2 separate regions of the Homo sapiens genome follow, and region 2 is linked to region 1. The links are chromatin loops, found by intact Hi-C in ENCODE. Cell type or tissue: Caco-2. All regions are shown on one strand. Links, peaks and the distances in the headings refer to the core of each region. The heading gives the core; the rest is flanking DNA.

Region 1 (12,459 bases), core at 1,651-9,650:
CAAAAAAAAAAAAAAGAAAGGAAATAACAACAATAAAGCAATTATATGTTAATATAAATGACAGTTTTGTAAAAAGTAACTATCCTTTCCAAAACAAAAACATTTAGTGAGAAAAATGACTTTGTTTTGCATTTTTGCAAATCTCTTTAATATCTGACTTAATTGAAAAATCTTCATTCTCATATCTGTTTCTGCATTCGATCTATCAGAATACATTGTTTTGGTTGGAGTATGTGAAGAAAATTCATGTCAGTAAGATATGTAGTTAGAAAAAAGAGACTTTAAATAGCCTTTTGTGGGTATTCTTTGATAGCACATCGACTGGACAAGCAGCAGTTTCTCAAAGCAATGTAGAATCTGAAACCATAGCAATGACATATTCATACTGTTACATTAAAACTCATTGTTCCGGCTGGGCGCCGTGGCTCATGCCTGTAATCCCAGCACCTTGGGAGGCTGAGGCCAGACGTATTACATGAGGCCAGGAGTTTGAGACTAGACAGGCCAACATGACAAAACCCCGCCTCTACTAAAAATACAAAAATTAGCTGGGTTTGGTGATGCACATCTCTAATTCTAGCTACTTGGGAAGCTGAGGCACAAGAATTGCTTGAACCCGGGAGGCAGAGGTTGCAGTGAACCGAGATTTTGCCACTGAACGTCAGCCTGGGTGACAGAGCAAGACTCTGTCTCAAACAACAAAACAAAACAAAAGCCATTGCTCTCTCTTGTCCCCCCACTTTTTTTTTTAAGACAGGGTTTCACTCTGTCACCCAGGCTAGGGTACAGTGGCTTGATCATAGCTCATTGCAACCTCAGACTCCTGAGCTCAAGCAATCCTCCTGTCTCAGCCTCCTTAGTAGCTGGAACTATAGGTGTGTGCCACCACACCTGGCTAATTTTTTATTTTTTAAAATAAAGATGGGGTCTTGCTATGTTGCCCAGGCCGGTCTCCAGCTCTTCGCCTCTAGTGATCCTCCCACCTCTACCTGCCAAAGTGTTGGGATTACAGGCATGAGCCACTATACTCAGCCCTGTCTTGTACCTTAAGTGAATCTTTTATGTGAGTGTAGTTCTGTAACATTATGCATTTGTCATTTGGAAAGTACTGATAGAGTTATGCAGATCATCCAATTTTTGACACATTTTGTTAGACAATATTGAAAAATCATGTGTGTTAATATCACTACTAATCTCATAAGAAAATTGTTTAAGTAAGGCTGGGCACGGTGACTCATGCCTGTAATCCCAGCACTTTGGGAGGCCGAGGTGGGTACATCACCTGAGGTCAGGAGTTCAAGACCAGCCTGGCCAACATGGTGAAACCCCATCTTTACTAAAAATACAAAAATTAGCCAGGTGTGGTGGCGTGTGCCTGTAATTCCAGTTACTCAGGAGGCTGAGGCAGGAGAATTGCTTGAACCCAGGAGGCAGAGGTTACAGTGAGCTGAGATTATGTCATTGCACTCCAGCCTGGGTGACAGAGCAAGACTCCATCTCACACAAAAAAAAAAAAAAGAAAAGAAAGGAAAAAAAAAGTGTTTAAGTACTTAGAAGCTTGTTAAGCTCACAATGGTGGATACACATTTTCCAAAATTCTAACTTTTGCTTGAAAGCTCAAATTTTATCATTGGCAACAAATGCTGTCAGTTGCTTTTATGGAGTGACAGTTTCACTTTATTTATTGTTAAGAAATGTCTGCTAAATACCAGTCGGAATAACCATAGTTTGTCAGTCTTTCAAGTAAAAATGGTGTTCTATGAAAAAAGCAGCTAGTTTGGCTGACAACTCAGACAATCACACAAGCGCTTTTCCTTAGAGAAGCCCATCATCCTTTGGTAAGCAGCAGAAGTGCTTTCTACATACTCCTCCTTTCATCACACAAAATATCAAGCATAGAAAGATATATACTGCTCACAGATTGAGAGTTAATAAAAGTATTTTTTACTGTTCCATCAAGGTCATTCATAAATGAAATGTTTTTAAATTGCAAATACATGGCAATGAAGAATACAATGCTAGCCTGGGCAACATACTGAGACACCGTCTCTACAAAAAATAAAAAAATAGCCGATGTGGTGGTACGTGCCTGTAGTTCCAGCTAATTGGAGGCTGAAGTGGGAGGATCGCTTGAGCCCAGGATGTCAAGGCTGCAGTGTCAGGGAGGAAAAACGTTTTGTCTGCACTCAGGTTCATTGATTAGAGGTCTGTGAATTAAACTGACAAAGGACAGAATAACAGGAGAAAAGGCACACAACTTTTATGAATATTTACCTGCATGAGAGTTCACAGAAAAGAACTGAAACTCAAAGAAGTCATTAGACATGGGGACTTACACAACATTTTAACAAAGGAAAGAGGGTTTGGGCATCAAGGGTGACAAATTGTGGGGAAGTGGCTAGGAAATATATGGGGGAACGAATGGACGATAGAGGTTATTTTAGTAAGGTCTGTTTATGCAAAATCATCTTGGTATTCACAAAGGGAAATTTATGCCCTGTTTTTTGCAGCTAAGAGGAAAGCAGAGAACTCATCCTGCAACTGTTGATTCCCAGTTGCATTCCACTCAAAATAGTTCTTCTGCCAAAGTGGCTTATTTTGGAGTGGCATATTTTGATCCTCTCAGGCACTACTGCCTTAACTTGTGTTGAAGCAATGACACGTTCACTCGCCATTGCTCTCAAGCAGTCAGTCAAATGATAACACATCATTTGAATGAAAAGGGCATAGAATGTCTGAGTATTACTATAAACATAGTTTTGACCTTGCAGATCTCTAAGTATCTTGGGGACCTCCAGGGTCCATAGGCCATACTTTGACAACACTGCTGTTCCGTATTGTATTACTTGTTTACTTACTTTAACCAACAAATAAATAATTTTTTCAGACAGGATCTTGCTCTGTTACCCAGACTGGTGTGCACTGGCATAATCATAACTCACTGCAGCCTTGACCTCCCGGGCTCCATTGATCCTCCTGCCTCAGCCTCCTGAGTAGCTGGGGCTACTGGTGCATGCCACCATGCCCAGCTAATTTTTGTATTTTTTGTAGAGTTGGGGTTTCACCATGTTGCCCAGGCTGATCAGAAATTCCTGGGCTCAAGTAATCCTCCCACCTGGCCTCCCAAAGTGTTCAGATTACAGGTGTGAGCCACCACACCCAAATAAACAATTTTAAAGCACCTCTTCCATGGCTCTCTACTGCTGAGTGTAAAGTACAGATGCCTTGGCCTAAGATCCAAAGCCTTAAGTGACTGGCCTTTGCCTCTTTGCCACTGGCATGTCCTCGCTCTTTATCCAAACACAGGTCAAGCCACAGAAGTTACTGGGATTCCCAGAACGTATTTGCATGCGTTTCTGTCCCTGCGTCCATCTCCATTTTCTCCCAAGCATTCTTTAAGCCCAAGTACCACAGTCAATCTCTCTGACTCCTCCAAGAAAAGGCCATTGCAGCCATGATTAGTGAAGGGCTGCAGATACACAAGTAAGGTGGGATGCACTGCAACTCACCTAGCATCCTCCCAGGGCTTACTCTGCCATAGGATCTCTGGTGCCAGACCTAAAAATGTGTGCGGAAGGAATGGAGGCAGGTGCTGGGGAGAGGGGAGGCCTGCCAGGAATTCTAGAATGCACCAAAAAAGGCCACTTCCTTCTGTTGCCAAGGTCCTGGGTCTCTATGCTTTAGGGCAAGGGTGTCTGGGGATGGTCCTTGTGAGGGGCAACTGGGGACCCTAGTGGGGCAGGCCTAGGGCTGCCAGATAAAATATAGAAAGCTTAGTTAAAATTAGATTTAAGATAACAAATACTCTTTTAGTATAAGTATATCCCAAATACTGCATAGAACCTCCTCATCCTAAAAAAAAATTCAATGTTTATCTGAAATTCAAATGTAATGGAGTCCTGTATTGTTGTTTGGTAAATCTGGCAATCCCGTGTAGGCCTTTGCTATTCAGCTCGCTGAGCAAAGTGGCCCCTCTTCACTTACCTTGCCACCTACCAGACCTGCCCAGACCTGGTCCTGGCTGCCTCCAGGCAGCACAGCCCACTGAAAGGAACCCTTTCCGTCCCAAAGCTGCCCAGAGCCTGAGAACAGAAGCAAACTGCGCGCTTGGATGGATATGGCGGATTAGGCTATGCCTTTGGAGAACTAACTCCTCTCGGAGAAGGGGGCTCTCTCTCACAGCCAGGACCTTCTGGGGTGCCTATGCGGAGACGCCCTCCTTCCTTGACCCACTTCTTCTCCCCACTCCCCGCTGATGCCCAGCCCTCTCTCTAACCTTCCTGAGTTGCTGTCTCTGCAACTCCCCCTGCCAGGACTGGCTATCAATCCCTTCAGAAACTAAAGCCCAGTCCAGCCCCTGGGAGGCCTCCTGGGTGTCTGGGATTCCCCTGGTGGGATGCGTCTGGCCTGAGGTTGGAGACAATGATGCGTTCTTCCTCCCAGCCAGTGGCTTCTCTACCAGCCAGACTGCTTTGCCTTTTCTCCTTTTAAGGACCTGAGGGCAAACTCTCCTTCCCTCTGGGAGGACTTCTTTCTTCCAAAGGTCCCAGAGGGGGGTGTGTCCTTTAGCTTGAGGCCCTCGCTTTCCTCCATTCTCATGACCTTGCCCCCTTCCCTGTGGAGGGTCTTGTTATGCTGAAGGCACCTTTCCCTCCTTCCGGACTGGCGTTCCTAGCATCCCCACGGAAACCGAAAATGCCTCCTGCAGAACCATCTGGCCACATGGCTCCAATCTGCCCTCTCTCCCACCCCCGGTTTCCCCTCCTGGAAGGGGGACACAGGGAAGGAGGCTTAGGCAAGGCATCCCTGGCGTGCCTCAGTCCCTGAGGCATAATAATATAATGATTGTTGCTGTTTCATGCCACTAAGCCTTGGGGTGTTTTGTTACATAACTGTAACTGGAATGTATTTGATCACAGGCTCCATCCTGCACCAGGAGCAGCCTCGGGTTCGCGTGTGTGGGAGCTGCAGAATGCCTGTACAAACTTCTATACCCTCCCCATGTCCCTTTGCACAAACAGCCCCCATTGGCCATCCTTTGGGCCTAGAAGTTCATATCCTGCTGCCTGTTCATGTCCTGGGAAGCAACGTGGGTTGGAGGCCAGCTGAGCTCTGGAAAGTGGGCTTGGGGTCTAGAAGAAGGTCGTGGGCTCCACATGGGTTCAAGCCTTAGTCCCAATGGGCCGAGGAGCAGAAGAGGACCACAGTGAGGTTCTCTAAAGCATATGGCTTAGACAAGGGCCCCATGCCACAGCTAAGGGCAGTACTAGCTGAGCACTTCATATCTTTCATCTCTTGTTTGTTTGCTTGAGAAAGAGGATCTCCTTCTGTTGCCCATGCTGGAGTGCAGTGACTATTCACAGGCGCAATCACAGCTCACGGCAGACCCAAACTCCTGACCTCAGGTGATCCTCCCACCTCAGCCTCCCAAGTAGCTGGGACTACAGACATAAGCTACTGCACCCAGCACTATCCGTCATCGCTTGATCCTCACCCAGTCCTGTTCCATTGGGCTTATCGTCTTCATTGCCCCAGTGAGAGCACCAAGGCTCATAGAAAAGCCAGTCGCTTGCCCAGGGTCCTGGGACATATGTCTGAAGCCAAGGCCAGGAGCTCTCCATTATACCATATGGCCTCAAAGGCCCTCCTTGGTTCAAAGACACTTGATGGAGCATTTTGTAGAAACATCATCTCCTTGGCTTTGTTTAAAATCAACATCACCACCCACAGCCCCCCACCACACACACACAAAAAATATATCTGTGCACAGTGGCTCACGCCTGTAATCCTAGCACTTTGGGAGGCCGAGGCAGGCGGATTGCCTGAGCTCAGTAGTTCAAGACCAGCCTGGACAACACAGCAAAACCCCATCTCTACTAAAAATAGAAAAATATTAGCCAGGTGTGGTGGTGCATGCCTGTAGTCCTAGCTTCTTGGGAGGCTGATTCAGGAGAATTGCTTGAATCTGGGAGGCAGAGGTTGCAGTGAGCTGAGATCACATCACTGCACTTCAGCCTGGGTAACAGAGCGAGACTCTCTCCAAATAATAATAATAATAATAATAATAATAAAATAAACTTCAAAACTAAAACAACTTTAGGCTAACTGGGAAAACTGAAATAGGAAGACCTCGCCTTGACCCTAGGGAATGAAGCCAAAACTCAGAGGGCTGGAGGTATCCAGCTGCCTAGCTGCTGTCCAGCTAGGAGCACAGTTTCTTTGGAGGTCCCCAAACCATGCTGGTGGAGCCTCATCTATCTCTTTAGCTCCCCATCAAAGGGATCACTTTATCAGCTGCACAGTCTTTAAGCCCAACGTCCACAGCAGGACTCTCTTTTAAAACAGTTTGGCCTTGAGAGAGGCAGTCCGCTTGTTATCTATGTTTTGTTTTGTGTTGGCTTCCTGGCGAGTTATCAGGGAGACTTTGGTTTCTTTGTCTTCTGTTATCTCCCTGCTGGGTTTCAAAGCTGCCCTCTGAGCTGCTGTCAGCCTGAGCTGTGTCTTCCCCTGCAGGGACAGAGAGCCGGAGGTGGAAGGGGCCACAACTCTACCAGAGCCTTCCCTTCCAGCTGTTGTCTCCTGGGCGCCCACCCCCAGTGCCTGGAACTTGCCAGCTCTCATCAAGGCTGGCTAGGTGTCACTTGTGGCTTCTCCAGGGGCATATAACATCAAGAGAGTGGGCCTCATAGGGCCAAGATCAGGGGAAAGGAGGGGGGTTTGAAACACCCTTTACAAAAATTATAACTAAGGAAATTATGACAGTGAAAGAGATCAGACCTAACTGACTCCATCTTGCTTCTAACCTTTAAGTTGTCCTGGTTCATTCCTGGACATAGACAGAACTAACTTTGGGAAGGAATTCAGTTTATGGTTTGACTCGGAAACAAAATTGATAATAGACCTTTCCTGAAAAGACCCCCTTCTTGCCTAGGACCCGCCTTTGCACAACTAACAAATTAGCTACAAGATGAGAAGCTGTGGTTTAGGGGTCATGCAGCCTCTGGCTCCAAGAGTCTGAACCTCCCCAAATTGCTCCTGTGGATAATATCACTATTGTAAAACCTAGATCAGCGCTTGAGATATTTTGCAGACCCTGCACTGGATGGATCAACTGATACCACCCAGACTGGTAATCTGGCTCAACCAGTTCTGCCATCCTACCCAGGAACAGAAGACAGCAAGAAAACATCACTTAAATCCCCTATTCAATCCATCTCCAACCTAACCAATCAGCACTCCCCGCCTCCCAAGCTCTTACCCACCAAATTATCTTTTAAGACTCTGATCCCCATATGCTTGGGAAGACTGATCTGAATAATAATAAAACTCTGGTTTCACCCACAGCTGGCTCTGTGTGAATTACTCTTTCTCCATTGCAGTTCCCCTGTCTTGATAAATCGGCTCTATCTAGGCAGTGGGCAAGGTGAACCCATTGGGCAGTTACATGTTCACAGAGCAGCCACTTTCTTTAAAATTGAGGGGCTGAGAGTGGTGGCTCATGCCTGTAATCCCAGCATCTTGGGAGGCCGAGGCAGGTGGATTACCTGAGGGCAGGAGTTTGAGACCAGCCTGGCCAACATGGTGAAACCCCGTCGCTACTAAAAATGCAAAAAAATTATCTGGGCATGGTGGCAGTGCTTGTAATCCCAGCCACTCCAGAGGCTGAGGCAGGAGAATCACTTGAACCCGAGAGGTGGAGGTTGCAGTGAGCTGAGGTCACGCCATTGCACTCCAGCCTGGGCAACAAGAGCGAAACTCTGTCTTGAAAAATAAATAAATAAAATAAACTTGGGGAAACCAACATAGACTTGTCACTTTACCTTTATATGTTTGTTTGCCAACTACAATACAAAAAGCAACTTATGGCCGGGCACGGTGGCTCACGCCTGTAATCCCAGCACTTTGGGAGGCTGAGGCGGGTGGATCATAAGGTCAGGAGATCGAGACCATCCTGGCTAACAAGGTGAAACCCCGTCTCTACTAAAAATACAAAAAATTAGCCGGGCGCGGTGGCGGGCGCCTGTAGTCCCAGCTACTGGGGAGGCTGAGGCAGGAGAATGGCGTGAACCCGGGAAGCGGAGCTTGCAGTGAGCCGAGATTGCGCCACTGCAGTCCGCAGTCCGGCCTGGGCGACAGAGCGAGACTCCGTCTCAAAAAAAAAAAAAAAAAAAAAAGCAACTTATATTGCTTAAAAAGAAAGAGGATGTTTTAACTCCCAGTGAATAGGAAGAAGCCCTTTGACCCTGAAGTCCTGTGAAGGGAAACAGGCTTAGAAAAGTTGGCCCTCCTCAGGAGATTGCCAAGTAGTTTAAGGTTTGGGGGAAATTAAACTCTTCCCAGTTTGGGGGATGCATCTGAGGGGAGTATCCTGGGGCATAGTGATGCAATTACCCGTCAGTGAAAAGAAGACAAAGGAGGAAAAAAGGAAACAGCTCTTTTTTTCTTTCTCCAGAGTCTGAGGCTCAAAGGAATTCCAGTGATTTAGGATGCACTCGTGAGGAGTGCAGGCGGAAAATGATTGGTTACCCATCTGGAAAGGGGAAAAACATGTCCCTTTGTTCCTTTCTCTTTCCAGTGAATACCCAGGGTACATAAGGAAGATAAAAAAAGGCATCCCTTTCTTTCTTCTGATCTTATATCCCCAAGTTGCAGAAACTTTGCAGGTGCCACCCATGGGTGCAAGTGTGACCTTCACCCATGTAGCAGGGAGGCCTAATGGGTAGGGATATTCGCACTTACCTATGTGCCACCCTATCCTCCTGCTGTTGGTAACCTTTGGGTTCCCTATACCTTCTCTATGCCATGGATGTGAGCATGACTTCCATCCATGAAGCAGGAGGGCCTAGTTGGCAGGAATTAGTCATGCTCACCTGCGCTGTGCCTCCTTCCTGAGGTCAAGCTTCTCCGCCCTGCAGAACATAATTTGGCCACAGCTTTGTGCAAAGGAATATGAGATGTCTTTTCTGTGTCTCATGGTGCTTGGCACTACATTGGCAACCAAGGAAATGACAGGGACATTTTTGCCATGAATTTACTTGCAGATACCAAGGCACACTTTACCTCATCTGTGCTACTCTTAACCTTCCAGTTTATACTTTTGATGATTAAGCCAAATGCTCATTCTACCCAGTAATATCTGTGGTTTGCAACAACATCCTTAACATTTAACACTGTATATAAAGAAGAGATAGGAACCATGAGAGCCATGAAAGAAAGAAAGAAAAGAACAATAGGAAAGACTGGAGGTCCTAGGGCCGACACCCTTATGGGCAGTTGGGGCCTGGAGTTAGTCAAGGAGCCTTTGGATAACACCAAGATGTGGCCTTGGTGAGATACCCTCAGTTGCCCCAGGACCTCCTTCTGGTCCCATGCGATGGCTAGACCTCCATGAAGGGAAACTAGATTGGAACAAAGCCAACATTCCCAACACCCGAAGGTGATGGGGGATTGACATTGTCCTCCCCAGCAAGCCTGTCCTCCATTTCTTAAGTCTGGCAGCTGTGCTAGTTGCTTTTAATTGGCTGACAGAGGCCTGGTATTTTTTCTTTCATTTTGGCTACTGTGGAGTCTGAAAAAAGGACAGAATGAGCAGATCCAGCCAGGCACAGCAGCTCATGCCTGTAATCCCAGCACTTTGGGAGGTCAAGGCAGGCAAATCACTTGAGGTCTGAAGTTCGAGACCAGCCTGGCCAACATGGTGAAACCCCACCTCTACTAAAAATACAAAAATTATTCTAGGTGTTATGGCACATGCCTGTAATTCCAGCTACTTGGGAGGCTGAGGCAGGACAATCACTTGAACCTGGAAGATGGAGGCTGCAGTGAGCCAAGATCACACCACTGCACTCCAGCTTGGGTGACAGAGTGAGACTCCATCTCAAAAAAAAAAAGAAAAAAGTAAGAAAGAAAAGATCCACTTTTATTCACCCTTCCACAGATCCTGGATGAGCCCCCAAAATGTTACAGGATCCTTGGGGTGTCACTTTGCCAGCTGGAAACCTCTGTGGCCAGTGGCACCTTTGCCCGAGTTTTTCTCTGGCCTGCTGGGCTCATTCTGCCCACTCACACTGGCAGGCTGCTCTTGGCTCACGCTACCGGCCTGGATCCCACACCTGCCAGGGGTGAGCCAGGCGTAGTGTAGTGAGGGGTATGTGAGCGAGCATGGGCTCCAACCACTGTGCACAGCCAGGCACTCTGGCTGCAGCAGGGTGAGCAGCTCCAGGTGCTGGCATGGGCAATGGCTTCCTGCAAGGCTGCAGCTGGACCAGGCATACCATAAGTAGCTACCACAGTTGATGCTGGGGAATGTTATGGTGCCCAGAAGCTTGGAGATGCCAGGAACCACAGAGCCCTAAAGGGTGTCACGGCCCTGGTTTGGGGAGCTCCTAGGTCTAGGCTCCCTGAAGGGCTGTAGCTCTTCTCTCCTTCTCTCTTCTCTCCTTCTTGTCATGTACAACATGGTGAGCAAGGGGCATGTTTCAGCCCTGTTTGTGTTGTAGCTCTTTTAGCCCTGTCATTTGGCAGGTCCCAAGTTCTTGTCCTGCATCCAGGAAGAATGAGGTATGCAGACAAGCGAAGGGTGAGCAAGATGAAGAGAAGCTTTATTGAGTGACAGAACAGCTTAGAGGAGACCTGAAATAGGTAGCTCCTTTCTGTAGCCAGGGTGTCCCAATGAGTGTTCAGCTCTCAGGAGAGACGGTAGCTCCTCTCTGCAGCTGGTCATCATGTTGTCTCTTCAGCTCTCAGCAGAGAGGGTAGCTCCTCTCTGCAGCTGGTTGTCCCATCATCTTCTCAAGTCTGGCTGAGTCCAGGGCTTTTATGGGCCTCAGAGGGGAGGAAGCGCATGTCAGTTGGTCCATGGGAAACCATGTGCAGCCCCAGAAAAAGCATCACAAGTTCCCACTCTGGTTTGTGGGACCAGCAGTGTAGTCCCCAGCTACAGGCCCTCGCCAGCTTCAAGGTGAGGCTTCACTGGGGAACTTTTCCTTTCTGCCCAGGAGCCTGTCTCCTGCCTCTGTTCATGATGTCCAGGCTGTTCATACCAAAGGGCACCTGGAGGCCAGTGCCAAGCTGCCCTCAGCACCCCCTTGGCCTCCCTCTGGTGCTTGCTGGTGCCCAAAGTCAGGAGGGGGCTAAGGTGGCAGGGGGCTGGCGTGTTAACACTGCCCTGAGTGTACACACACATGGCTGGGTTGCGACAGTGCCCAGGCTTGGCCCCAACCTTGCTCTGAGATCGGAGCAGTTGCCAGGAGTTGACAGAGATCAGGCAGTGAGATAAGACACCTCAGAGCCTGCAGGGGGAAGGGGGTGGCCTTCCTAGGGCTCCAAAAGTGCAGAGAGGCCTGGGTCCACAGCTGCAGCTGAGTGGCTGCAGCTGCTCCTTGGGAGGGTGGGGCTTCTACCTGCTCCCAGCCCCCAAAAGCACAGGGAGGCCTGGGTCCACAGCTGTGACTTGGGTGGCCACAGCCACGCCCAGGAATGCCAGGCCCCTGTCTGCTCCTGGCTCTCACTGGCTCCTTGGAGTGTGGCACTGGCCTGGGCCCAGCTCCATATCAGGGCCCCTTTCTGCCCACCCCTCCATGCTCAATTACACTGCTCCCCCGTCAGTGGGTGACTCAGCCCAGCCTCATCACAGTGGCTCCCAGGGCAGTGGACTCTAGGGGGCTCCCAGGGACAGGCTCCAGGGAGTGCCTGCCTGCCTCCTGTCTGCATTTTCCCTGCAGCAGTCATGGGCAAGGTGCAGGTGGTGCTGTAGCCCCAGTCAACCCCACACAAACAAACCAAATGCTCTTGGGGCTGGCCCCAAGAGTCCCCAACTGTGCCCTTGGCCAGGCGTGCAAGATTGTGACCACGGTGGAGACTCTGGGTCTGGGAGCAGGTTCTGCCCAGCCATGAGAGGATGGGGGTGGTGCAGCTGACTGCCTCAGGGATGCAGGGCACAGGGGACATGGGGCACAGGAGTCCCACTACTGCCACTGCTGCTCCCACAGCTGCTCCTGCCACCACCGCCCATGCCTCCCTACTGCAGCCAGTGTGATGGCAGCAGCCACTTTAGACGGCCCCCTGCTGCCATCAAAAGCAGAGGCCAGGCACCGTGGCTCATGCCTGTAATCCCAGCACTTTGGGAGGCTGAGGCAGGCAAATCATGAGGTCAGCAGTTCAAGACCAGCATGGCCAACATGGTGAAACCCCATCTCTACTAAAAATACAAAAAATTAGCTGGGTGTAGTGGCAGGAGCCTGTAATTCCAGCTATTCGGGAGGCTGAGGCAGGAGAATCGCTTGAACCCTGGAGGCGGAGGTTGCAGTGAGCTGAGATCGTGCCACTACACTCCAGGCCAGGCAACAGAGCCAGACTCCATCTCAAAAAAAAAAAAAAAAAAAAAAGCACAGCAGAATTTTTTAAGAACATTGTTCTGTTCTAAAAAAAATTGTAAAGGGTTATAAAAGGTTTATAAGA
Region 2 (12,459 bases), core at 1,686-9,685, 73 kb before region 1:
CTCAGGAGTTCCTGTTTTCCCTTACATTGTTAAGTTTCTTCCCTGCTGTACAAACCCCTAATTTTAGCCAGGGAGATGGATTTGAGACTGAGCTCCCATCTCCTTGGCCACAGCACTCAATTAAAGCCTTCTTCCTTGGCAATCCTGTGTCTCAGTCATTGGCTTTTTGTGTGACCAACAGCAGGACCTAGACCAAACCCCTGGTGTGTCAGCAACCTAACCACAAACCAAGCATGGCCTCTTACAGGGGAAAGTAGAAATAGTGGTGCTGCTAACACAGGCTGGACCTGAGCTAGGAATAGAAAGAAACACAGGCTGACTGTATTTTGTCTAAACTGGGCACTTCTGAGAGTGAAAAAGGGCAATTAACATGCCAGGAAAATAGGCATCAACTGGACTGTTCTGGGCAAACCAGCATGTATGGTCACTACTCACAGAGCACCAGAAGGAAGCCATGCTCTGTGAAGCAATGGCCACCATTTACAATTTAATTCTCACAGCAACCCTAAGGTGGATATTGTTGTCCCCTGGCCATTTCTCCTGAGAGCAAGAATTTGACAAATGAGGACGCTGAGGTTCAAATAAGTTATTTAACTTTCTTTTTTTTTGAGACGGAGTCTTGCTCTGTTGCCCAGGCTGGGGGTGCAGTCTTGGCTTACTGCAGCCTCCACCTCACGGGTTCAAGTGATTCTCCTGCCTCAGCCTCCTGAGTAGCTGGGACTACAGGTGCGCATCACCATGCCCAGCTAATTTTTTATAGTTTTAGTAGAGACGGGGTTTCACCATGTTGGCCAGGCTGGTCTCGAACTCCTGACCTCCGGTGATCCACCTGCATTGGCCTCCCAAAGTGCTGGGATTACAGGCGTGAGCCACTGCGCCTGACCGGTTACTTAACTTTCTCAAGGTCCCACAGCTAGTAAGTGAGGAAGCTCTGGCAGGCTCCAAGCCCTTGCTCTTTCTGTGAGTCATGTTGCCTCCAAGGCCCAGGGCCATTGGAGGAAGACCAGAGGAGGAGGCCAGCTGGAGGGAACAAAGCTTGGGTCTTGGAGGGTGACAGGCCAGTCACCAGACAATCCCTGAAGTCTCCATATGGCCTCTCCCAGGGCTGGCTTGCAAGAGAAGGTGAGTGTGTAGTGGGGGTTTAGGGCGGGGTAGAGGCCCCCCAGGCTTCCACAAGGATCGTCCTGGGCTTCCAGGAAGGCGTGACCAAGGCAGAGGCTTGCCTGGGAATTTTCTAGGAAAGAAGTCATGCCCTGAGTTGCCCCATTTTTATGATTGGAGAACAGGAACACTGATACATCGAATGGCAGGTATCCTGGAGCCAGGACTGTCCCCTCTGGTCTATAGATTCTGCCATGGCCCTGGCTCAGTCTCTCTGGAACTCAGAGAATCGTGGTGGTCTGGGATGCAGGAATACTCCAGATTAGCAGCAGAAGGTGTGCAAGCATATGCATGCATGCAGAATTTGTAAGCCTCAGGGGTTAGTTCTTGCTCCATTCACAAGCCAGCCTGACCCTCCAGAGTGGACCAGTGGCCACAGCATAGAAAATGGAGGGCACAGGCCAAAGCTCAGATGGCCTTTGGAATCACCTTGACTTATGACATCACAGGCAGATGGGTAGGAAATAGGCCACCAGTCATCCAGTCAGGTGGATCACAGCACCTGCTCGCACCTGGGCCTGGGCCAGTGCTGGCTCTCGGGGACAAGTCTGCCTGCGGTACTTCACACAAGCACAATGGCCTGAGGCCTCTGCAAGCCAAAGTTGCATAAGCAAGGACTGATCATATGTCTTCATTCATTTATTAATTTTTTTAATTAGTAAGGTTATTTGAAGTAGTTTTAAGTTCACAGCAAAACTGAGTGGAAAGTACAGGGAGTTTCCATATCCCATATCCCACTGTCCCCACACATCTACAACCTCCTTTCATTCATTCATTTTTTTTCTTTTTTTGAGATGGGGTATCACTCTGTCACCCAGGCTGGAGTGCAGTGGTGTGATTTTGGCTCACTGCAACCTCCGCCTCCCAGGCTCAAGTGATCCTCCCACCCGAGCCTCCCCCGTAGCTGGGACCACAGGTGCGTCCCACCATGCCCAGCTAATTTTTTTGAATTTTTGGTAGAGACAGGGTTTTGCCATGTTGCCCTGTCTGGTCTCGAACTCCTGAGTTCAGACGATCCAACTTGGCCTTCCAAAGTGCTGGGATTACAGGCATGAGCCACCATGCTTGGCCTGTGAGAAAACATTTCAAGTGGTCAGTTTTCAAGGCATGATAAATCTAAGTACTGGCAGCCAGCCTGAAAATGTAACAAACCACAGGGCTCATGCATCTAGAAGGTCACAATAAACAAACAGAATGTAGAAGAGGGGTCAGCTCATAAAAGGGAAAAAAGTTTCATTATTGGGAAATCTAAACTTAAGTGGGGAAGGGGATGGGGTATAATCTTATAAGGGGGATAAGAAAACGTAGGCAATATCCGGGAAGATTGTAACCCCATAGTACTCAACCAATGAGGAACTGGGGGAGGGACTTCTGTGCTAAGGGATAAATTACCTGCTGTGACTGTCCCAGGCGTGCCTGCCTGCAAGACACCTGATCTTGCAAGACCACTATTAGAAGTCTCACTTTAACTGTTCTTCATGCCTCTAAGTCCATTCTTTGGGTTTGGACAGGTGAGCATGTTTCTCACAACCTGGGGGCCTGTCTGGGATCTCTGTGCCTGCATGGAGTGGGACTCTGGCCAAGAGGGGAGACATGTCCTACTCAATTTAGGTGGCCTGCTCTGTCGGGCATCCCGGCTCCCCACAGAAGCCATAGACAAACCCAAGACTTATTCAGGAGACAGTTGAGATGACACAGGGAGAAAAGCGGGCATCGTGGCAACCAGGCAACCTTGTGTGTGAGCCAAGGTGGAAAATTGGACTGTAAGTACTGCCTTGGTGGTTGGGCATTTTCGGCGGTTGAGTGTGTGTGTGACTGAGACGTATCTTAGATACAAAGTGAGTGCGGAGTCCTAATCCGTGGTTCTGTTCTCCCGAGAGGGAAATGGCTGGACACAGATGAAGCGATTCTCGGGGTGTGCAAGAAACCTCCAGTAAAGGGGGGTTGAGTACACAGGGAAACTCAGACACAGAGACTGACTGAAAATGGGAAACAGGAATTCTAGGCCTAGGGGACAAAGGAAAGAGGGAGCCAAAGAGACTCCTCTGACATTCCCCCAGATAGTCCTTTGGGGAGAATGTGGCAGGTTTGGAGGGACAACCCTCGAACCAGGGACAAGGAAAAGCAAAAGATAATAAAGCATTGCTGTTTTATCTGGCCCAAAGACCCCATTTGTAAGCCTTCAGGGTTTTGGCCCAAGTTTGGCTCAGATGAGGATTGGGTGTGCCAAGTTTTAATTCTCTATGTGAATGATAAAACCCCACCCTCACAAGAAGAGATGTTATGCTCTCTGCTGGATCAAGGAATTAGCCCCCATGTTTCCCTTCAAAGAAGAAGAAAAAGAGCCTAGTAAAAAGCCCTCACCCAGGGAAAAGCCCTGGGACCCCCTGTCATACATGCCCCCTCCATATGTCTCACAAAATAGGGGACAGGAAGATCAAGGGGCAGCAGGAGGGTTAGAGGAAGAAAGACCTGGAGACCATGGGGAAGCTGAACCAACTGCTCCTTTAAATCCTTATCCAAATTTGAAAAAAGAATTAGAACAGTGTAAGAGGGATATTGAAAACTTCCCTATCCCTTTCACACAGCAGGCATCTAGCATGTTCCCTTTTAGGGAAGTTCTCGTGGGACAGGGAGAGATTGGCTTTGTAAATGCTCCTCTTACAAGTACTAATGTTAGGAATTTCAAGAAGGAAATGAAACCACTCCTAGAAGATCCCCTCGGTTTAGCAGACCAACTGGACAAATTCATAGGACCCAGCTTTTACACCTGGGCTGAAATGATGTCTATCTTAAATATCCTGTTCATAGGAGAAGAAAAGGGAATGATTAGGAGAGTGGCCATGACTATCTGGAAGAGGCAACACCCTCCCAGGCAAGAAGTCTTGACAGTCGAACAAAAAACTTCCAAATGTCAATCCCAAATGGGATAATAATGATCCCAGGGACTAGGCCCAAATGCAGGACCTCAGAGAACTGATAGTTAAAGGGGTCAAGGAGCCCACTCCTAGGACACAAAATGTCTCAAAGGCATTCGAGATTCAACAAGAAAAAGAAAACTCCCTCTGCATTCCTGCAGAGGCCAGAGATCAGATGGAAAAAAAAAAACTCCAGATTAAGTTCAGAGAACCCAGTAAGGCAAAGCCTTTTAAAAGTTAACTTTGTAACTAAGAGCTGGCCTTGTGGGCCAGGAAGTGCAGCTGCAGGTTGGGGGGTGGCAGGTGTCGCAGAGCAGGAGCAGACAGCTGAAATAAAGGTAGACAGTGTGAGAGAGCTAGTGTGAGTAAACCCCTGATAAAAGAACTAATGTCTATAGTACACAAAGGGAGTCACTGGGGACCCCAGGCTCTGTGTAATGCAATACTTAGTGAGGCAGCCTTGTTGGCTGGGGTGGATGCCAGGATTCTTGGTCTTGCAGCTGGGGAGATTGGGGTTGCACAGGTGGAGTGGGTTTGGAGTAGGAATTTCGTGGCCGTGGGAGGGACCAGCTCTGCATTGAAGGGGGGGTCCTGAGCCGGTTGCCAAGTTGCAATAAAAATGTCAGAGTTTTCATAAATGGGCTAGTGAGGAGGGGGCTAGTGAGGAGGGGATGTCTTATCCTCCTAGGGCCCAATGATTTGGTTGTGACCAGATGTGCTATCTGTTTAGAGCAGAGTTTCTATCAGCCTTTACCTAATTGTGTCACTTATCTGGGAGGGAGAGTATCTGTGTCTGTTCCAGGTATCTTGCAGCTTCAGGCACCCACCCCCACACCCCAGTCCACTTTTAGCTTCCCTATCTTAGTGTGCCTAAAGGGAAAGGAATGTGCTTATTAAGGCCCACTGTTTTTACTGGGGCCCATTGTATGAGAGTGAAGTTTGGTGATTACCCAGGAGACTTCCCCCGAATCTCGATCCCCCCCAACCCCCCTCCTTCTGTGCTTGAGCTCTTTATCTGTGATTTACAGGCTGAGCTTTCAGGCGCCATTTGTTAGAAGAGAAGTAATTTCTTTGAACTGCATGAGGTTAGAAAGGGAGCTATTTCTGAGCTGCTTTTTAATAGAAGGAAAGTTTTCTGCCAGGGACTCACTTTACCTTGTCTACCTAAATTTCTTTCTGCCTCCTATAACATTAGGAATTATGGGTGTATAGGGACTTATACCCTCACTAAACAAGTATGTGGAAATTGTGTAACTTGTCAAAGGATAAACCAAAAGGTAATTAGAAAACAGGCCACAGGAGGAAGACCTCCTGGACTAAGACCATTTCAAAGCATTCAAGTATATTTTACAAAAATGCTCAAAGTAGAAAGACGAAAGTATTTACTGGTGATCGTAGATCACCTTTCCAGCTGGGTGGAAGCCTTTTGCCTCCCAACAGCCACCACCAGGTATATGGTCAAAATTATATTAGAACAGATTGCACCTAGCTTTGGCCTGGTGAAAAATATTGATTCAGACAATGAGAGCCACTTTACCTCAAAGGTGTTAAGGGGAATTATGGAAGGTTTACAAATTAGATGGGATTATCACACCCCTTGGCATCCCCCTTCCTCTAGAAAGGTAGAAAGAATGAATCAAACTCTCAAAAAGCATTTCACCAAACTAATCTTAGAAACTAAAATGCTTGGACCAAATGTCTCCCAATAGCACTCTGCAGGATTAGGACAGCTCCAATAAAAGACTTGGGATTGTTCCCTTACAAGTTATTATATGGGCTCCTGTATTTAGGCAGAGCTACAGATCTCCCTACTATGGAAACCAAGGATCAATTCTTAAGAAATTATATACTGGCCATATCCTCCACCCTGTCATCCCTTAGGTTAAAAAGACTTCTAACTCAAACTCCACCTCTTAAGTTTGTGGTTCACCACTTCCAGCCTGGTGACTTCATGCTGATTAAGACTTGGAAATAAGACAAGCTCCACCCAAGCTGGGAAGGTCCCTATCAAGTGCTCCTGACCACTGAGATGGCCCTGCAAACAGCTGAATGGAGGTGGACTCACTATATTCGAGTCAAGGGACTGGTAAAAGAGATCCCGGAAGGGAGGGAAAAAGATCAGTGGAAAGTGCCCGAGTCTAACTTTAACTCTTAACTTTAAGGAACCCTTAAAGTGAACTCTAAGAAAAATCTAAAAAGAAAACATGAGCTGGCCCCATTTCTGGAAATTAACATGGCTGGGATGGGCTAATATACAAAGAGCAGAAGGTCAAAATGGAAACTGGCAGCAGACTCTTCTCTACCCAGTCAGGTTGGTGATTAATGTGACCAAGACAGTAGCACCCCAGACTATAAGATTTAATGCCTGCCAGGTTTTACCTTGTGGAAATTTAAAAAATCAGAGACAGATCTCACAGGCAGATAAATATCTTTGCCCTAAACCAAATACAGGTTACAGTAGGGCATCACCCTACCCCAGCTGGGATAATATATGGTGGACTACCCAATTTCAGGGCTGGACAGTAAACATGGGGTGGGTAACTCCAAGCTGGAGACCCCTAAAGAATAAACTACATCTGTCCAAGAGCTCCCTGCCAAATAACTGCCAGAATTTTTTTCTTTTTTTTTGAGACAGAGTCTCCCTTTGTCGCCCAGGCTGGAGTGCAGTGGCTGATCTCGGCTCACTGCAAGCTCTGCCCCTCAGGTTCATGCCATTCTCCTGCCTCAGCCTCCTGAGTAGCTGGGACTACAGGCGTCTGCCACCATGCCCGGCTAATTTTTTGTATTTTTTAGTAGAGATGGGGTTTCACCGTGTTAGCCAGGATGGGCTAGATCTCCTGAACTCATGATCCGCCCGCCTCAGCCTCCCAAAGTGCTGGGATTACAGGTGTGAGCTGCTGTGCCCGGCCCCAAAGCACACTCTCTTGACACTGCATCCTCTCGCTCAGCCTGGGGAGGATGGAGTGGTGTAGCAGTCGAGGGCTTTGCATAACCAGATCAACAAGGATGCCTCATTTACAGGTCCACTCAGTCCATCTTTACTGTATGTATATGTGCTCTGTGCTAGGCACTGTGCCCAGTGCTGCGGACACAGTGGGGAAAAGAATCCACATGCTCCCTGCCCTCAGGGTCCTTTCTGAGATAGCTGCCCACAGGTAAGGAAGAGTAGACACCCTGATAAGCACCATGGAGGAAAAGTACGGGGTACTGAGAGGGGATAACCTTGGAGCCTAATTTAGGCAAGGGCAGGGGTTTTCAGGAAAGACTTCCTGGAGGAGGTAAGTGGAAGCAAGATGAGTGACCAGGAGTTCGCCAGGGGAAGATGAACCAGGGCATTTCAGACCCAGGCTATTACATGTGCAAATGTGGGAAGGGGAAGAGCTGGCTGGGGCACATAAAAGTTTTGTGAGTGGGGCAGAGTGCAGTGGGTGAAGGAGGGCAGATTGAGTAGGGGCCCAGTGAGGCAGGGACTGGGTGGGGATCATGGAGAGGCTCTGGGAAGCCAAGGTGGTACTTGGGAAACAAGAACTCCCTCTTTTTCCCATCAGGTAAATGATAACCACACACTGCATGTAGCCTCCTTAGCTAATAGCTTGGGCTGCATTAATAGTGGTATAGCATGCAGGTCAAAGGAGGTGATTTTTCCTCCTTCTGGCTCAGACTGCATCTGAAGGATTGTGGTCCTTTTGGGGCCCCTGCTGCCCAACATCTGCAGGAGAAGAGCCAGCATGCTGAAGGCTTTGCAAAAGCCAGGCTGGATGAGCAGGGAAGAGCAGCCTCAGGGGACAAGAGTCTATCCTAGAACTCTGAGAAATGACCTGGAGGCAAAGTTCAGCCCCAGAGAAGGAAAATGTCCTGGCACCTAGAGCTTATGGAAATGGAGGGAGTGACTGAGGGAGTGAGCCTCCTGCTCTGGGGAAGTTTGAGGAGACACTGGAGGACTAGAGGTGTGAAGAGGGCCCCTGCTTAGCTTCATGGGTGGCCTAGAATCAGTCCTTGCCATTGCTCGAGCATCTACTGTGTGCTCCCTCCCTTCCACCTTCGTGCTGGAGACTCACCACACATGTCCCCCAAACACAGGATTTTGGACCTCACAAATGGTGGGGCTGACCCAGGCTAGTCTGGGGCGGACTCAGGTCTTTTTTCTGCTCAGACTGCTTTGGGGGAAACCAGGGATTGGGAATAGTGGTGGTCTCAGGCCCATGGGCTGGCTGCTGCTAGTCACCCTCTGAAGTTATCTCCCGGGGCCTGCCTTTCAGAGTCCTGAGTGTGTTCTGGTGCTCTGAACCCTCCAACTGTCAGCCATACCGTCCTCACCTATTCGAAACTTGAGAAGTCAACACATCCCTCTTCCACTTCCCCTTCAACTGTGTGCAGACTGGGACTTCCCAGTCGTCTCTGGGTGTTCCCCAAACAGAAGGCTGCCCTGGCTCTCATACCCCAGACCTCTCACTCTTGGCTGCCTCTGTCTCTGATGTTATGTTAGTCCCCAGGCCCTCACCTTCTTTCTTGGTAATGGCTCCAACTCATTCCCATGGCTCTTTCCCACTGCCATCACCGGGCCTCCAGAGCTGGCTTCCCTGGAGGTCCTGCCACCTACCTTCCACTCCCCGCTTGGCCTGTCTACTCTCTGCTGAGTTCTGAGACCAGGGCCAGTTACAGTTTTTTAAAAAAATTGAAGTATAACACATATGGTAAAGTGCACACATCTTAAGTGTACAGCGTGATGGATTTTTTTTTCTTTTTGAGACAGGGTCTGTCTCTGTCACCCAGGCTGGAGTGTAGTGGTGCAATCACTGCTCGCTGCAACCCAGCCTTGACCTCCTGGGCTCAGGTGATCGTCCCATCTCAGCCTCCTGAGTAGCTAGGATACAAGATTGTGCCGCCATGCCCAGTTAATTTTTGTAGAGATGGGGTTTTGTCATGTTACCTGGGCTGGTCTCGAACTTCTGGGCTCAAGAGATCTGCCCACCTCAGCCTCCCAAAGTGCTGGAGTTACAGGTGAGAGCCACCACACCTGGCTGGCCTGCATGATGGATTTTTAGAGGTGCACACACCTGTGAACCACCACCCAGATCAAGCTCGAGAACTTTTTCAGGCCCATTCTCCCAAAAAGCTCTGTCCTCTAGGCTCCCACAGCTTTACTGTGGGATACTTGGCAGATAATTGCCTTACATTCCAACTAGCTAGAGGGCCGGGACCCCTCCTGTTTGCTGTTTTTGTTTCACCCTGCCAACCTAGCATGGTGCAGTGCTCGTAGGAAGTGCCCCTGAGGCCCATTAGATGGAGGGGTTTAGAGTTCATTCACAGTGTTCCAGAATCTGTGCCCAGTTGTCCCTCAGAAATGTGGGAGAGGTGACAGAGATGGAGGATGAGGTCACCAGAGCGCACAGGATCCCTGAGCACCCAGTGTGCTGGTTCTGCTCAGGTGACCTGCCACCCCAGGGATGATATGCACAGGGCTGGAGGCAGACATTCTCAGCAGAGGGCTCAGGAGTGTGGAACTCCTTGTATGGACGCCCTGCCCAGTGGACACAGGCTGCAGCATAGCTCTGCCCAAACTCCCATCCCAGACCCAGAGACACCTGTCTTGAGTGCCCACCATGGCAGGCTCAGAGATCTGAAGGAATAGGGCCAGGCTGTGCTTAGGGGAGCCTTTGAAGTCAGGCGCCTGGTGCAGAACGCTCTGGGAGAGGTCAGAATGCATAGCTTCTCACCTGGAGGGTAAGACCTCCTTGGCTGGCTTCCCCCTTTCCCTGGAACCTGTCCCTTCCCTCTCCTTGGTGCAGGGCCCAGCTAGGGAGATGATACCACCAAAGGAACAGAGTCTCAGCCTAGACTTGAGCAGCAAGATGGGGATGGCAGGTGGCTGGAGGTGGGTGGGAAAGCAGGGCAGCATGGGTGTATGGTGCATAAAGTCCAACAGCTGTCTTGGAGAGCTAGGTCTCCAGGCTGCCAGAAGACTAGAAGATGCTTCCTCTGCTCTAAGGCACAACCCTCCAAATCTTTGAGGGGGAGAGAAAGAGCCCTTTTCTGGGGTCCAGATCCCAGTTGTCACTGGGAGGGTTTCCCTTGGGTGGACTCTTGAGTCCTGGAGACCATATTGTTCCTGTCTCCTCTTTGACTGTAGTAAATACGGGTCTCACACCAGGCTTGGGGCTGCTAGGTAAATCTTTGTTTTTACATCACATCTGCTATTTCGGTGATCGATGCAGGCCTTGGATCCCAGACACCAACATATGTCTTCTTAACCACTTGCTTAAGGCAGCATGGTGGCAAAGTCTTATTATCAGAGATGGTCTGTCCCTCCATGATTGGTAGAGGCATGGCCTTGAGCATATGAGGTCAAAGAGGGAGGGAAAGAGAAGGAAGAGAAATGAACATCAATGGTCAATGCAGGTGGTAAGTACCTTAGATGAACTGAAGTACCTTAGTTCAACTTCTGAAAGGGGAAGCCTGAAAAGTTAACATTTCTGGAGTGTCTATTCTTTGACAAGCGCTTGCTTGCTCTTGTGTGATCCACAGGATGTCTTACTATCTTCATTTTACTGAGAAGGAAATTGATGCTCAGGGGAGTTATCCAATCAGAATAAAAAAGCAGGCAGATATGGAGCTGGATTTTGAGCCAGGTGTATCCAACTCCAAGGCTGGCTCCTTCTCCTCCATGGAATGTACTCTCTAGGGGCCATAAGCATGCTTTCTTGGTGAGATGTCCTGTCCCACACCAAGGAGCCCCTCTCCAGAGACTTTTTTTGAGATGGGGTCTGGCTATGTTGCCCAGGCTTGTCTTGAACTCCTGGCCTCAAGTGATCCTCCCACCTTAGCCTCCTGAGTAGCTGTGATTATAAGCACGAACCGTCATGCTCAGCTTCTCTAAAGATTTGAGGGAAGCTTCCAACATGTAAGAGAGAGGCCAAAACAGCAGAACAAATGGAACTCAGAGGAAACAAAGATGATGCAAAGAGCAGAAGAAAATGTTGAAGAAACTGCAATTGATCATCTCAGAGAGATTGGAAGATATATTGCATCCACAAAACAGGAACTGGATGCCATAGAAGGGGGAGCAATCAGAGAACAAGAATTTAAAATGTGAGAGAGTGGTAGAAAGATAAAATCAAGGAAATCTTTCAGAAAGTTACACAGAAAGACTCAGAGATGAACAACAGGATACAAAAAATAAGAAAATTAGATCAATCTGAGATTCAACATCTGACTGATTCAACTTCCTGAAAAAGAGGACAGAGATAATAGGTGATAAAGAGTTAAAAACACAATAAACGTTTTCGGAAACGACAGAAGTGCTTAATTGAGAGTCTAGTGAGTGCCTAGCAAAATGAATGTATATAAAACAAAGCAAAATCTCTCACCAAGGCTCATCATTGTGAAATCTTAGAACACTAGGATTAAAGAGAAGATTTTAGGAAGAGGACATTTGGAATGCTGTCAGGAGGAGCTCTGCAGACAAAACAACCATAACTGATGAAAAATAATTTTAAAAACAACCATTCACATTCTCTGGAATTTTTCTTAAGGCCATATGGCAGATAAACATTTATTGGCCAGATGCAGTGGCTCATACCTGTAATCCCAGCAATTTGGGAGGCCAAGGTGGGAGGATCACTTGAGTCCAGCAGTTTAAGACCAACCTGGACAACAAAGTGAGACCCCATCTCAAAAAAAAAAAATTGGCCAGAGACGGTGGCACATACCTGTGGTCCCAGCTACACGGGAGGCTGAGGCAGGAGGATTGCTTGAGCCCAGGAGGTCGAGGCTGGAGTAAGCCATATTCGTGCCACTACACTCCAGCCTGCGCAACAGAGCAAAGGGGCTTGAATTTAATTTGATCAGACTGTGGAGAAATTTATGCCCAAGTGATTATAAAACAATAGAGGAACCAGTCAGCAGTTAGTAGAGGCTAACAGTTGTGTGATACTAATATACAGGTTAACAGAAAGCTCAAGAACAGACACAAAGAAAGCCATCTTAAAGCCATTGTCATTCCAGGGTGACAGTACACACGCACAAGGCTGTGGCTTCTTAGGCATGACGTCAGAAACTGCACACAGCCGGGAAATAAACTTCCCTAAAATAGTCCAGCCAGGCCACTAAATAAATAAGCAAACAACAAAAACAAGAAGCTGTGTGCATGTGGCAGAGGGGTAGTGGTTAGTATCCAGAGTTGCTACAATTTATTATCTGAAACATTAATATATTTTATTTTATTATTTTTTTGAGACAAAGTCTCTGTTGCCCAGGCTGGGGTGCAGTAGTATGATCTCAGCTCACTGCAGCTCCCACCTCCTGGATTCAAGCAATTCTCCTGCCTCAGCCTCCCAAGTAGCTGGAATTACAGGTGGTGCCACCAGGCCCAGCTAATTTT

What was found. A loop is a pair of places that touch in the nucleus more often than their neighbours do. Peaks named below come from ENCODE experiments on the same cell type or tissue, not always from the same donor. Only the 100,000 strongest peaks of a DNase experiment are listed, where the experiment ranks them.
Region 2: a loop joins it to region 1, with 4 times the contacts of the local background. A loop is called at or near these places in 3 of 110 quality-filtered maps.

What each region holds. Positions count from the first base shown.
Region 1 is chr15:75,133,973-75,146,431 of GRCh38, forward strand. LOC124903530 (a long non-coding RNA gene) reads left to right here. Exons shown (of 2, transcript XR_007064721.1): 2 at 4,920-7,341. Among named protein-coding and RNA genes, the nearest start is that of C15orf39, 62 kb to the right of the region's middle. RefSeq lists enhancers at 6,045-6,736, 6,276-6,570 and a silencer at 8,642-8,842. In Caco-2, for the core only: no CTCF peak of the experiment used is centred there; DNase peaks (open chromatin) are centred at 4,429, 4,879 and 6,419.
Region 2 is chr15:75,061,255-75,073,713 of GRCh38, forward strand. No RefSeq gene overlaps it. Among named protein-coding and RNA genes, the nearest start is that of PPCDC, 44 kb to the left of the region's middle. RefSeq lists enhancers at 433-482, 8,135-8,244, 8,305-8,564, 8,575-8,664, 8,745-8,844. In Caco-2, for the core only: no CTCF peak of the experiment used is centred there; DNase peaks (open chromatin) are centred at 4,557 and 4,987; H3K4me3 peaks cover 150 bases.